Regions from separate parts of the Homo sapiens genome. Here region 1 is linked to region 2. Evidence: chromatin contacts called from ENCODE Hi-C data. All regions are on one chromosome and are shown on one strand. Each heading gives the region's core, a stretch centred on a gene start or an enhancer-like site at or near the end of the contact. The rest is flanking DNA. Distances are from core to core; before and after follow the strand shown.

Region 1 (6,054 bases), core at 1-2,500, 130 kb before region 2:
TGAGTTCCTATTACATATCCTATAATTTGACGGTTGCCATCCACTCTTTCACCTTTGTACCAGCTGTAGCCAAAAAGATGCTGGGGCAGATTGTGGACAAGTAGAAGCACCTCCTTCCCCTCTGCGACATTGAACGGCGTGGATTCAATAGTGAGCTTGGCAGTGGTGGGCGGGTTCCAGAAGGTTAGAAGTGAGGCTAGGAGAGAGCAGAGAGCATCGGTCAATATTGGGACCTATGCATTAGGGTGGAAAAATGGGGTCCTGGGTCCTGAGCAGGTCTCTTCATCCCCCAGCCCTGGAGTGAGTGAGTGTGTGTGTGTGTGTGTGTGTGTGTGTGTCCTACTAGGTCAAGGTCAGCAGTGTGTCTCCTATTTCCTTAGCACCTCTGACCTTGGCATTTCCCTGTGTGGAATCTGCTTTTCCAGGGGTCTTCACGGCTCCCTCCCCATTGCCTTCAGGTCCTGCTCACATCAGGGCATTCTTGGGAGATCCCTTCCCTGACACCTCCTCTAGAGACCCTGGGTCTTCCTTTTCTGACCTTTCCCTGCTCTATTCCCTCCAGGGCTCTTGTCAACACCTGACCTCACATTCTAGATCTCTTTGTATGTCTGTCTTCCTCCCCATGAGAGCATGAGCTTCATGAGGGCAGGGATTTGTGTGATCTTGGTTGCACCCCAGTGCCTGGGACAGGCTGCAGATTCCTGTGGATGAGTTCATGAGGGTTCCCAGGGCCCTCCACAGCCTGGGGCTTATTTTCCAATGTCCGCGGTAGGCGGATGAGGACAGTGTTTCATGCCCTGGTTATGTTTTTATTTAAAGTGTCATCTGATGCAGTTATTATGATTTTTAAAAACGTAGTGGCCAGTGACAATTAACTAGGAAAATAGAACTCTTGAGGTTTTCCTGCCCCTTTCCAATTCCAGTTCAATTTGATTTTTCTGGTGTGACTCCTGTCCCTCTCTGATGTCCTCTTCCCTATTCAGGCTCCAACAGGAGCCCTCTGTCCGTCTCACAGCCCTGTCCTACCCAGGAGACCCCAGCTCCCTCCTCCCACCCTCTCCCAGGTTGTCCTCCCTTCACCTGTGAGCAGGAGCCTCTGCCAGGGGATGCACCATCTGTGGGGAGGGGCCGAGGGAGACTCCATGGTCTCTGCTGTCTGCTCTGTCCTCCTCTGTGGAGAAGAGCTTGAGTTCCAGGAACGTTTTGTCAAGGCTGCTGTGACTGTCTGGTCTGCTGTCCTTCCTCCCTCTGCCCTGAGTCTCTTCCTAGGGCAGGAGTACTTCTCAGCATCACGTGGGTCATGGGTGTGGTCTTTATTCAGGTGTCCTCTGTCCCCTCCCCTCTCATTTCTGCCTCTTTTGTCCCTCCTCTTTTTTCCCTTCTATTTTCAGTTCCTCAGACAAATCTTTTCGGCAAGGTGGATGGACCCCCATCCCCTGGGAGGACAACCTGTCTTCCCCAGTGCTGACCTCTGCTGTGTTCTGTCCTTGGGTCTGTCACACCAGGGGGATTATTTTCCTTTGTGACAGAGAAACCCAGCAGGGTCCCGGGTCTCCCCATGCTCTCCAGGGCTCTGGGAAGGTGGGATGATGCCCAACAGGAAGGTGACAGAGGTGGCTCTGGGGGCTAGAAAAAGGCTCACTGGGTGGTGGCTGGGGAGGGACCAGCCCTCTGTCTCCAGTACCACCAACCCCGCCACTGACCCAGGGATGGAGACCCAGGCCCAGAGGTCTCAGGAGTCCCCAGATCCTGCATGTGGAGGGGGAGGTGTCTTGTGTGTCCTGGAAAGAGAGGACTGTGGTGGAGGGAGGTGGGTGACTCTGGGCTCTGCTGTCCTTGGGGAAGGCTCCAGGGGGACCCTCCCTCTCCGTGTCTGTTGGCTGAGCTGCGGCTCAGGGCCTGTCCATGTTCTCCCTGACAGTCCTGGGTGGTCTCTGTCCTCTGCGAGGCTGACTGTCCTGTGATCACCCCACCTTCCCCATGGTGGTACCAGGAGGGAGTCTGGAGTTGCACAGGGACCCCTGGCAGAACAGGGTCCTCATAGGACCCAGAAAGGAACAGAGCAGGTATGTGGGAGAGATCAGAAGGGTCTGTTGGAGCAAGGGATGGAAACCAGGCTCCACCTCCACTTCCTTAGCAAAGCCAGGTTCCTGTCCAGGGGAATCCGTTTCCTGAGTGATGTCTGTGTGCAATGTCACCCCCTGGAGGGCAAGAGGAGACCTCCGGCCTTGTCTGGAACTGCCCTAGGGATGCTGACCAGGGTCGACGTGGTGTGAGCTGACCCTGAACTCTGGATTAGGCTGCAGGGTCAGGCCGGAGGATCTATTCCCTGCAGGCCTCTGTCCTCCCTTCTGAAGCTCTGGGGGTTGAGGCCTCATTCCTGGGGCAGCCGCGGGCACTTGCTGGCCTCCTCCCATGCTGGTGCCAGTGCCCCTGTGTCCACATGGAACAGACTCTGACTGCTGGGGGCCACACGGAGGTGATATGCTTCTTTTTAGAGATCTCCCACACATTTAACCAGTATTTATGGAGCATCTGTTCCGTGTCAGGCACTGGGCTGGGCCCTGGGATTCCACAGAGAGCAGGACAGACGTGGTCCCTGTCACAGAGTTTTCCTGTAACCGGGAGACAGGCGCTCAGTGAACTTCATGGGACTGAGGAGTTAATGGTAATGACAGGGCTGTGAGGTGACAGCATAGGGGGCGTCGGAGCCTGTGAGAGACTGAGCTGTCCTGGAGATCACAGGGAGCTGCCCTGGGAGACGCCCTTTCAGCTGAGCCCGGGGAAGGAGGGGGTGTAGGGGACAGGAGCTGCCTGCAGAGGGCAGCCGACAGGCCTCAAGTGGGCGGCCGACAAGCCTCAGGTGGGCGGCCGATAGGCTGCAGGGAGGAGCTGACAGAGTCCGTGTGAGGAGCTCGGAGGGCGAGGAGGACGTGGGCCGAGGTGACCCGGGTGAGGGTGGACCCTGCTGGGCTGTGGGCCCGGCTGAGGGAGGTCAGCAGCCCCTGGGGAGGCTCCAGGGTGGGAGGAACTCTGCCGCCCTCTGGTGGACAGGAGGGAAGTGGGGACAGCAGCGGCCCCAGACCAGGCTGTTTTACTCAACACTGATCTCTAGACATTGAACACGGGTCATGCACATGTTATGCCAAAGTGCTACCAGGTTTCAGCTCGGTGAGCCCCAGTCTCTGTGGCTACAAGTGTACTGTCCTCCCTCTTTCACAATCAGATGTCCCCAAATGCAGATTTTTGTCACCTTTTGTGACTTTGCTTTTGTCGGCAGGAGGCTGCGCTGTGCATGCTCCCAGGGGCAGTGATGTCTGGGGCTAAGCGTGTGCGGGGATCTGGGAGTAGAAGATTGTATTAGTCTGTCCTCGCATTGCTATAAAGAAATACCTGAGACTGGGTAATTTATAAAGAAAAGAGGTTTAATTCGCTCATCATTCTGCAGTTGTACAGGAAGCATAGTGGCTTCTGCTCCTGGGGAGGCCTCAGAAAACTTACAATCATTCTGGACGGTGAAGGGGAAACAGGAACGTCTTACATGGCAGAGCATGAGTAAGAGAGAGAGAGAGAGAGGGGAGAGGTGCTACACACTTTTAAACAACCAGATCATGTGAGATCTCTATCACAGAAACAGCATCAAAGCAGAAAATCCACCCGCATTATCCAATCACTTCTCACAAGGCCCCACCTCCAACATTGGGGTTTACAATTTGACATGAGATTTGGGCGGGGACATAGATCCAAATCATATTTGAGAGAGAGGGGCATGAGGAGAAGGTGAATGTTGGGGTAGCAGAGAGGAGCAGGGACAAGTCAACCTCACTTCTCACTCCCTGGGGACCAGAACAGGAGAGCCCGACTCTGGGGGCACAGCACCACACACTCTGTGTGTCCGTGCATCAGGGGAGGTGGGAGCTGCTTCTCTGTTCATGGGACCTGGCCTCACCTGCTGAGATGTCTTCACACTTAGTCCCATCCTGGGCTGCAGCCCCACAGAGCCTGTGTCCTCCTCTCCTCTCCTGCCCATTCCTGGATTTTTCTTCCTGAACCATCTTCTCCCATCTGTGGCTTCACCTGCTCCCGTTTCAGGCAGCTGCCCCTGGATCATTGCCCTGTCACCATCTCTGGGCTCACTGGCCTCTGCCATTTGTTCTGAGACTTGAGCCCTGAGCCCTGAGCCCTGTGAGGGAGGAAGAGTGAAGTGGGGTGGGCGCTGTCCAAGGTGCTGCCCTCTCTGGACAGCTTGAGTGAGGGACCCTGATGTGTCACCTGGGAGGAGGCTCCGGGAGGGAGCTGTGTCAGGGATGCCTGGATCAGGGGGATGGGGCACCTACACCAGGGTGAGCTGGACCTGTGGACTGCAGGAACCCTGCTCTGTGTCATCCATCAGCTCCTCGAGCCCCGTCTTCCTCTCTGTACCTGATTCTCTGGTGTGATCCCTGAGCCCGCGCTAGAGTCCTCCTCACAATGCCTAATGGTCAGATCTATGTGTGGAGACCTAACGGTGGGGGGGTGGGGAGGTCTCGTGTGCTCACACAGAGTGCCCTGGGGACAGGCTTTATGACCTCCCTTGTCCCAATCCCACAACAAGATCTGGACAGTGGGCCGGGTCAGATAAAGTCAGAATCCACGAGAAGGGTGTGTGTCCTGGCAGTGCTGAGGTTTGTGCCCCCAGCTTTACTCTCAGTCTGTTTGCAGATACATTTATGTTGTGCACCTGCAGTTGGCTGGGAAGCCTCATGTCCTTAAATCCTTAGTTATTCCTGTGCAGGTCATGAGGGGCCTGTACCTGGGTACAATGAGGACTATCTGATTAGGGTGGGTGTATTTTACATGGTGGGCTTTCCCTCTCCCAGTGTTTCTTGGATGTAGTCAAATACATAAGATAAAATATGCCACATTAATCATGTTAAGTGTACAATTAAATGCCGTTAATTATATTCACAATATTCTACATCCTCACCACTATATTTTTTTTTCCAGAACATTTTCATCATCTCACATAGAAACTTCATACTATTAATCATTAACTCTCCACCTTCCCCTGCCCCTAGCCCTTGGTAGCCACTGATGCTATCTTTCTCTTTTTTTTTGAGACAGAGTCTCATTCTGTCACCCAGGCTGGAGTGCAGTGGTGTGATCTCGGCTCACTGCAACCTCTGCCTCCCGGGTTCAAGCAATTCTCCTGCCTCGGCCTCCCAGAGGCACCTAGGTGACCTAACTCTTAAGAGCCTGGGGCCGGCAGGTGGGTGTCCTAGGCATAAATGGTGCCCACTGGACTGGAGGAAGGTGAGAAGCCATGGGTATTCCATGTCTTCTCCCAGCTTCCCAGCTCCTGGGTTGGTGCTGTCCTGCAGTAGGCAGTGGGTAGATGGGCATGGCTGCACGTTAGGCTGGGAAACATGTCGTCCTCTCAGACATTGTCACTGCAGAAGGAGGATTCTGTTCACAGGCCTGGTATGGGCATATGGGAGAGACCACCCTGTTCTCATCAGGGGCTTAGACACTGGTGTTCCCACTCCTGGTGCTGCCTCCTGCTTTCCCTGCCCTGGCCCTCAAGGAAGAGCGGCTCCTGGTCAAAGCTCCATCTCTCTCTCTGAGGCTTCAGCATGGTCTCATTGGTGCAGGGGTCTGGGTAAACCTCAGAGAGAGAGGCTCTGAAGAGCGGGGCACCTGCTGGGGATGCAGAAGGGTCCCCACTATGCTTAAGGGGAGTAATCCTGAGGGTCCCAAGGCTCCTCACCACTACCAGGTGCCAAGAAACTCCCAGCAAATTGGGGCTGCCTTGTGGCGAAGCACCTCCAAGCCTCGCTGCCTGCCATGTGCAGTGATTGGTGGATCCCAGTTAGGGGCATCTTGGCAGGTGGTCACAGATTCAGGGCTGGACTTGGTGCTCACAGTCCATATGTGTTGTAGACCCCAGGCAGGGTTCTGTGGCATGGTTTTGGATGTTCACAGGTATCTGCCCTGGAGAAGTGGGCAGTAATTTGACTTCCAGAAGTTCTTGACATCTGCAGATCCGGGCGACAGCCAAGTGTTCAAGGTTCCAGT
Region 2 (5,899 bases), core at 1-2,500:
CAGGCCCTGGAGTCCTAACGTGAGTGTCTATTACATATGCTGCGATTAGCTGGTTGGGCTCCACCGTTTTCCCTTTGTACCAGCCATAGCTGTAAAGATTCTCGGGCAGATAAACCACAGAGAGATGAACATTCTCCCCTTCAGCAACTTCAAAGGGCGCTGATGCAATAAAGAGCCAGGCAGTGGTGGGTGCGTTCCAGAAAGTTAAAAGTGAGGCTAGGAAAGGGAGAGAATATCAGTCAATATTTGACCTATGCATTGGCATGGAAAGACGGGGTCCTGGGTGCAGGTCTCTTCACCCCTCAGCCTTAGAGGGTGTGTGTGTGTGTGTGTGTCCTACTGGGTCAAAGTCAGCAGCATGACCCTCATTCCTTCAGTACCTCTGACCTTGGCATTTCCTTGTGTGAACCCTCTTTCCCAGGGGTCTGCATGGTTCCCTCCCCACTGCCTTCAGTTCCTACTCACACAAGGGAATCCCTGGGAGACTTCTTTCGTGAAGCCTCCTCTAGAGACCCTGGGTCTTCCCTTTCTGACCTTTCCCAGCTCTGTTCCCTCCAGGGCTCTTGTCAGCACCTGACCTCACATTCTAGATCTCTTTGGGTGTCTGTCTTCCCCCCCATGAGATTGTGAGCTCTGTGAGGGCATGGACTTGAGTGATGTTAGTTGCACCCCAGTGCCTGGGACAGGCTGCAGACTCCTGTGGATGAGTTCATGAGCGTTCCCAGGGCCTTCCATATCCTGGGGTTTATTTGCTAATGTCTGAGGTTGGCAGATGAAGACAGAGTTTCATGCCCTGGTGGTGTTTTTATTTAAATTGTCACTGTGATATAGTTTTACTATCATTTTCAAAGTGTAGTGGCCACTGACAATGAACTTGAAAACATGGACCAACTGAGATTGTTTTGCCCCTTGGCAATTCCAGTTCACTTAGATTTTTTGGTTCTCCTTAGACGCTCTCTCCCCTGAGTCTCTAACAAAAGCCCTCTGTCTCCTCTCAGAGCCCCATCCTCCCCAGGAGACCCCAGCCAGTCTCTGTGCTCCCTCCTCCCACCCACTCCCAGGGAGTCCTCCCCTCACCTGTGAGCAAGAGCCCCTGCCAGGGGATGCATTCTCTGTGGGGACAAGCTGAGGGGGGCCCCATGGTCTCTGCTGCCTGCTCTGTCCTCCTCTGTGGAGAGGAGCTTGGGCTCCAGGAACGCTCTAGACAGGGTTACTGTGACTGTTGTCTCTGCTGTCCTTCCTTCCTCTATGCTGAGCTTCCTCTCAGGCAGGAGCACTTCCCGTTTATGGGCAAGGGCGGGGCTCTGCCTACAATGTCTCTCTGTCCCCTCCCCTCTCAGTCCTGCCTCCCTTGTCCCTCCTTTCTCCTTCCTTTTTGCCTATATTTGGTTCCCTAGGCAAAACTTTGAGAAGCAACGCTGATGGGGTCCTCATAACAGGACGACCCACTCTCCCCAGTACTGACCTCTGCTGTGTTCTGGCCTTGGTTCTGTCACAGCCGGTAGATTATTTCCCTTTGTGACACACAAAACCAGCTGGGCCCTGGGTCTCCTCATGCTCTCCAGTGCTCCAGGAAGGCAGAATGATGCCCAGCAGGAAAGTGACAGAGGTGGCTCTGGGGGCTAGAAAGGGGCTCACTGGGTGATGGCTGGGAAGGACCCACCCGCTATCTTCAGTGTCACCAGCCTGGCCTCTGACCCAGGGACAGAGACCCAGGCCTGGAGGTCTCGGGAGGATCCCCAGCTCCTAGGTGTGGAGGGAGGTGTCCTGTGTGTCCTGGGAAGAGAGGACTTTGATGGAAGGAGGTGGGAGGCTCTGGGTTCTGCTGTCCTTGGTGAAGGTTTCAGGGGGACCCTCTCCGTGTCTGGGGTCTGTGCCCCCAGCTTAACTCTCATTCTCTTTGCAAATACATATATTTTGTGGATCTGCAGTTGCCTGAACTGTCTCATGTCCCTAAATCTTTGTATCCCTTTTTACAGAAGGTCAGGAAGGGTGTGTACATGAGTATGAGGACTATCTGATCAGGGCGAGTGTTTGTTTCCCAAAGATCTCTTTAGATATGGTATAATACATAAGATAAATGTACTGAATTAGCAATTTTAAGTGTAGAATTAAATGATACTAATTCTATTCACAATGTTGTACAACCATCACCATAATTTTTTACCAGAAAATCTTCATTATACCAAATGGAAACTTCATACTTTTAATCAATAACTCCCCACTTCCCCCTGCCCCACCCACTGGTAGCCTCTGATACTATCAATCTCTGTGAATTTGCCTAGTTTACATGTCTCATATAATAAGGAATTATATACGTGTATTATTTTTTTCTGGATTATTTCTCTTAGGGTAACACTTTTAAGATTCATCCACGTCGTAGCATATATTACAGCTTCTTTCCTATTTATGGCTGAGTAATATCCCAATATATGTTTATACCTCAATTTTAATTCATTCATCTCTTAATGGACATGTGGGTGGTTTCCACATTTTTGCTATTGTGAAAACCGCTGCAATGAACTTACACTTGGAAGTATCTGTTTGGGTTTCTGTGTTCATTTCTTTGGGGGTACATATAGGAGTATAAATATGGGGTCATGTGGTAGTTCTATGTTTAAGTTTTTGAGAAACAGCCAAACTGTTTTCCAGTTTGCTGTGCTATTTTATATTCCCATCAGCAATATACGAGGGTTCCATTTTCTCTACATTCTTGTAAACACTTACTATTTAATATTTTTTAAAACTTATAGCCATTCTAGTAGGTGTGAAGTGATAGCTCATTGCAGTTTTGATTTTCATTTCCCTGGTGGCTGATGAAGTTGAGCATTTTTTCATGTATTTGCTGACAATTTTAATATTTTTTAGAGAACTATTTATTCAAATCATTTGCTGTTTAAAAAAAATGGGTTATCTTTTTATTATTCAGTTGTAATAGTTCTTTATATATTTTAGATACAAGTCCCTTATGGGGTACATGATTTGCAAAATTTTTCTCATATTCTGTGTCTTCTCACTTTCTTCATGGTGTTCTTTGAAGCACAAACATTTTTAACTTTGATGAAGTTCACTTATCTATTTTTAATTTTGTTACTTATGCTCTTGATGTCATATTGAAGAAACCATTGCCCAATCCAAGATCATTAAGTTTTACTCCTATATGTTCTTCTAATGGTTTGATAAGTTTTGCTATTCCATTTAGGTTTTTGAAACATTTTGAGTTAACTTTTGTATGGGCTGTGAGGTAGGGGTCTAACTACACTATCTCGCATGTGGTTATCCAGTTGTTCCAGCACAATATGAAGAGGCTACCATTCTTTCCCCATTGAGGAATCTTGGCACCCATGTCAAAAACCAATGGGCTGTAATGGTGAGGGTTTATTTCTGGACTCTTGATTCTATTCCATTGATCTCTATGTGCATTCTTGTGCCAGAAGCACACTGTTTTAATGATTGTAGTGTTTTAGTAAGTTTTCAAATTAGGAAGTGAGTCCTCCAATTTTTTTTTCCAGATTGTTTTGGCCATTCTGGGGTGACTTTTAAAAAAGATGTAGTTCAATGGTTCTCAAAGCAGGAGTGGTTCAGCTCTCCTTTTTTGGCAGTCTGGAGACCTTTTTAGGACCTTAATCTAAGTAGATAAATTATTCCCACTTTCTTTTCTGAGTTGCTATGTTACAGTGTATATTGACACCCATGAAATAATTGAGAGACCCTGGAAGTGCTTGCCTACATAGTGAGGGACAATTAGTTCCATGATCATGGGCACAGAAGATTTTGTTTTGGGAAACAATTTTGTTGGTGGAGTTATATTCATGCTTACTCTTTTATTTGTCTTCATAGCCTGCATCTCCTTCAGACTTCATATCTGTTTATTTTCTTGTTTGTCCTCTGGGGTTTGGGTGTTGGGTGACCAGTCAGCTGGAGCTGGAGGAGGTGCTTAGCAAGGCAGTGACCCTGGTTGGGAGGAGCAGGGCTCAGCAGGGTGAAAGTAGCTGGGCCTTGAGTCAGGAGTGGCATCTGGAAGGCCTGACTGTAAGGGTCAGAAGGGCCAGCAGGTGGGTGTCCTAGGCACAAACGGTGGCTGCTGCTGTGGACTGGAGGAAGGTAAGAGGCCCCGAGTATTCCATGTTCTTACTGGCTCCCCAACTGAGGATTCCTCTCCTGGGCTGGTGCTGTCCTGCAGCAGGGAGGGGTTAGACAGGGACGGCTGCACATCAGGCCGGAGTCCATGTCATCCTCTTAGGCACTGTCACTACAGATTGAGGATTCTGTTCATAAGCCAAGCCTTTGCACAAGGAAGGGACCCGGGCTCTCAAGGAAGAGCAGCTCCTGGTCAGACCTCCATCTCCTTCTCTCTCATTGCCTGAGGCCTCAAGCTTGGTCTACCTGGCACAGGGGTCTGGATCCTCCTCCCAGGGTTGGGGTCTTACTGAGCTGGGCACCTGCAGGTGGGAGAAGATCTGGAGGGGCCCCATCTGCCTTCACCAGATTGATGTTGAGGGTCCCTGAGTCCTGCACCACTATCAGGTGCTGAGCAACTTCCAGTGTCAGTGACAACCACCCCATGGTGGAAGCAGAACCACCTCGTGAGAAAGCACCTCCAAGCCTCAGTGCTTGCCATGTGTGGGAATTTGCTGGTTTCAGTTGGGGGCATGTTGGTGGGTGGTCATGAATTCAGGGCCGGATTCTATGCTCACAGTGCACATGCTGGATGTGGTACAGACCCCAGGCAGGGCTCAGTGGGGTGGTTTTGGGTGTGCACAGGTATCTTTTCTGGAGGAGCTGGTGGTGATTTGGCTCCCAGAAGTTCCTGAGCTCTGCAGACTCACCAAGCACTCAATATTTGAGTGAACATTGGGCGAGAGAGCAGAAGGTAAGTGTCAGGGCATCGGGGTTGGTGCCTCTGGGAAGAGGAGGAACATTCTGGGAACAAAGCTCTCCCCCGGCTTACAGGGAGCTTCCCATCGCTCCTGCCTTGAGGATCAGGGAAACTAGGGCCTCTGCTCTTCCAGGGGCTGCTTGCAGGCAGTTTGCTCTGGGAGGGGGTGACCCAGGAGTTGCCTCTCATTTTGCATTTGAGATTTAAAAGGAGAAGGGACAGTATATCTTGCCAGGTCACAAAAATTACAGGCATCATATTGACTGAAGGGCACTCCTGTCATCATTGCAATATACCAGAATGGTCTTTTAAAAAAATAAGTGATTTAGGTTTACCAGCAACTGTAATGCTTGTTTTATTCTTCTAGTTCACCGTTAATGTCACTTTTGTAGTTTTAGCACTGGCAATGTTGATTTTATGTTGACTCTGATGATTTTAAGCTTTCATTTGTTCACATAGAGATCATCTTCTTTCTGAATATTAATGCATTTTTTCTCTATTTCTACTGGTTATTCCTGTACATAGAGTAGAGAATCACTTTTCCCAAGGAGGTGGAAAGCTTCTGACTACCAAAAAAAAAAAAAAGTGTCAAAATGCTTTAAAGTCAGTAACTTAAAGATCAAATCCAAGAGTGGGCAACAGATTCTGCCCAGGGTCTGAAAGGTGGAGAGGTGACTGGTGAGGATGTTTAAAAGACCTCTCCTCTCTACTCCCTAAATGGGGGCCATCCAGTGTTCTTGAGGTTCAGAGAAGGCCCAGGGCTGGGGCAGCAGGGCACTGTCAGCTCCCAGCTCCCAGGGGCCAGGAGTAAGACCCCAACACTGTCCAGACACTGATTGCATTCATTTTGGGGGAGAGTAGATTCTTATTTAAAGAATAATACAAAAGTCTACAAATTTGAACATAAACAGAAATTCCTTTGCTACAATTTTCCCCTTAATAAGACATTCCTTCCTAATGACATATGTGACTGCATTCATGGCTGAGATGTTTTCTAGGATGGTGAGAGCATCAGAGTGG

The links. Hi-C counts contacts between places; a loop is a spot of excess contacts on that map. Pooled maps may share reads with other maps.
Region 1: a pooled map shows a loop between it and region 2 (11-fold over the local background). The contact joins the promoter of CEACAM5 here to the promoter of CEACAM21 in region 2. A Hi-C loop is called at or near these places in 7 of 50 pooled maps.

What each region holds. Positions count from the first base shown.
Region 1 is chr19:41,703,822-41,709,875 of GRCh38, reverse strand. CEACAM5 (CEA cell adhesion molecule 5) reads right to left here and starts at 1,250. Exons shown (of 10, transcript NM_004363.6): 1 at 1,081-1,250; 2 at 1-196. The coding sequence starts at 1,144. RefSeq lists silencers at 2,860-2,909, 2,940-2,989, 3,010-3,129.
Region 2 is chr19:41,571,517-41,577,415 of GRCh38, reverse strand. It overlaps CEACAM21 (CEA cell adhesion molecule 21), which reads right to left and starts at 1,250. Exons shown (of 7, transcript NM_001098506.4): 1 at 1,078-1,250; 2 at 1-216. The coding sequence starts at 1,141.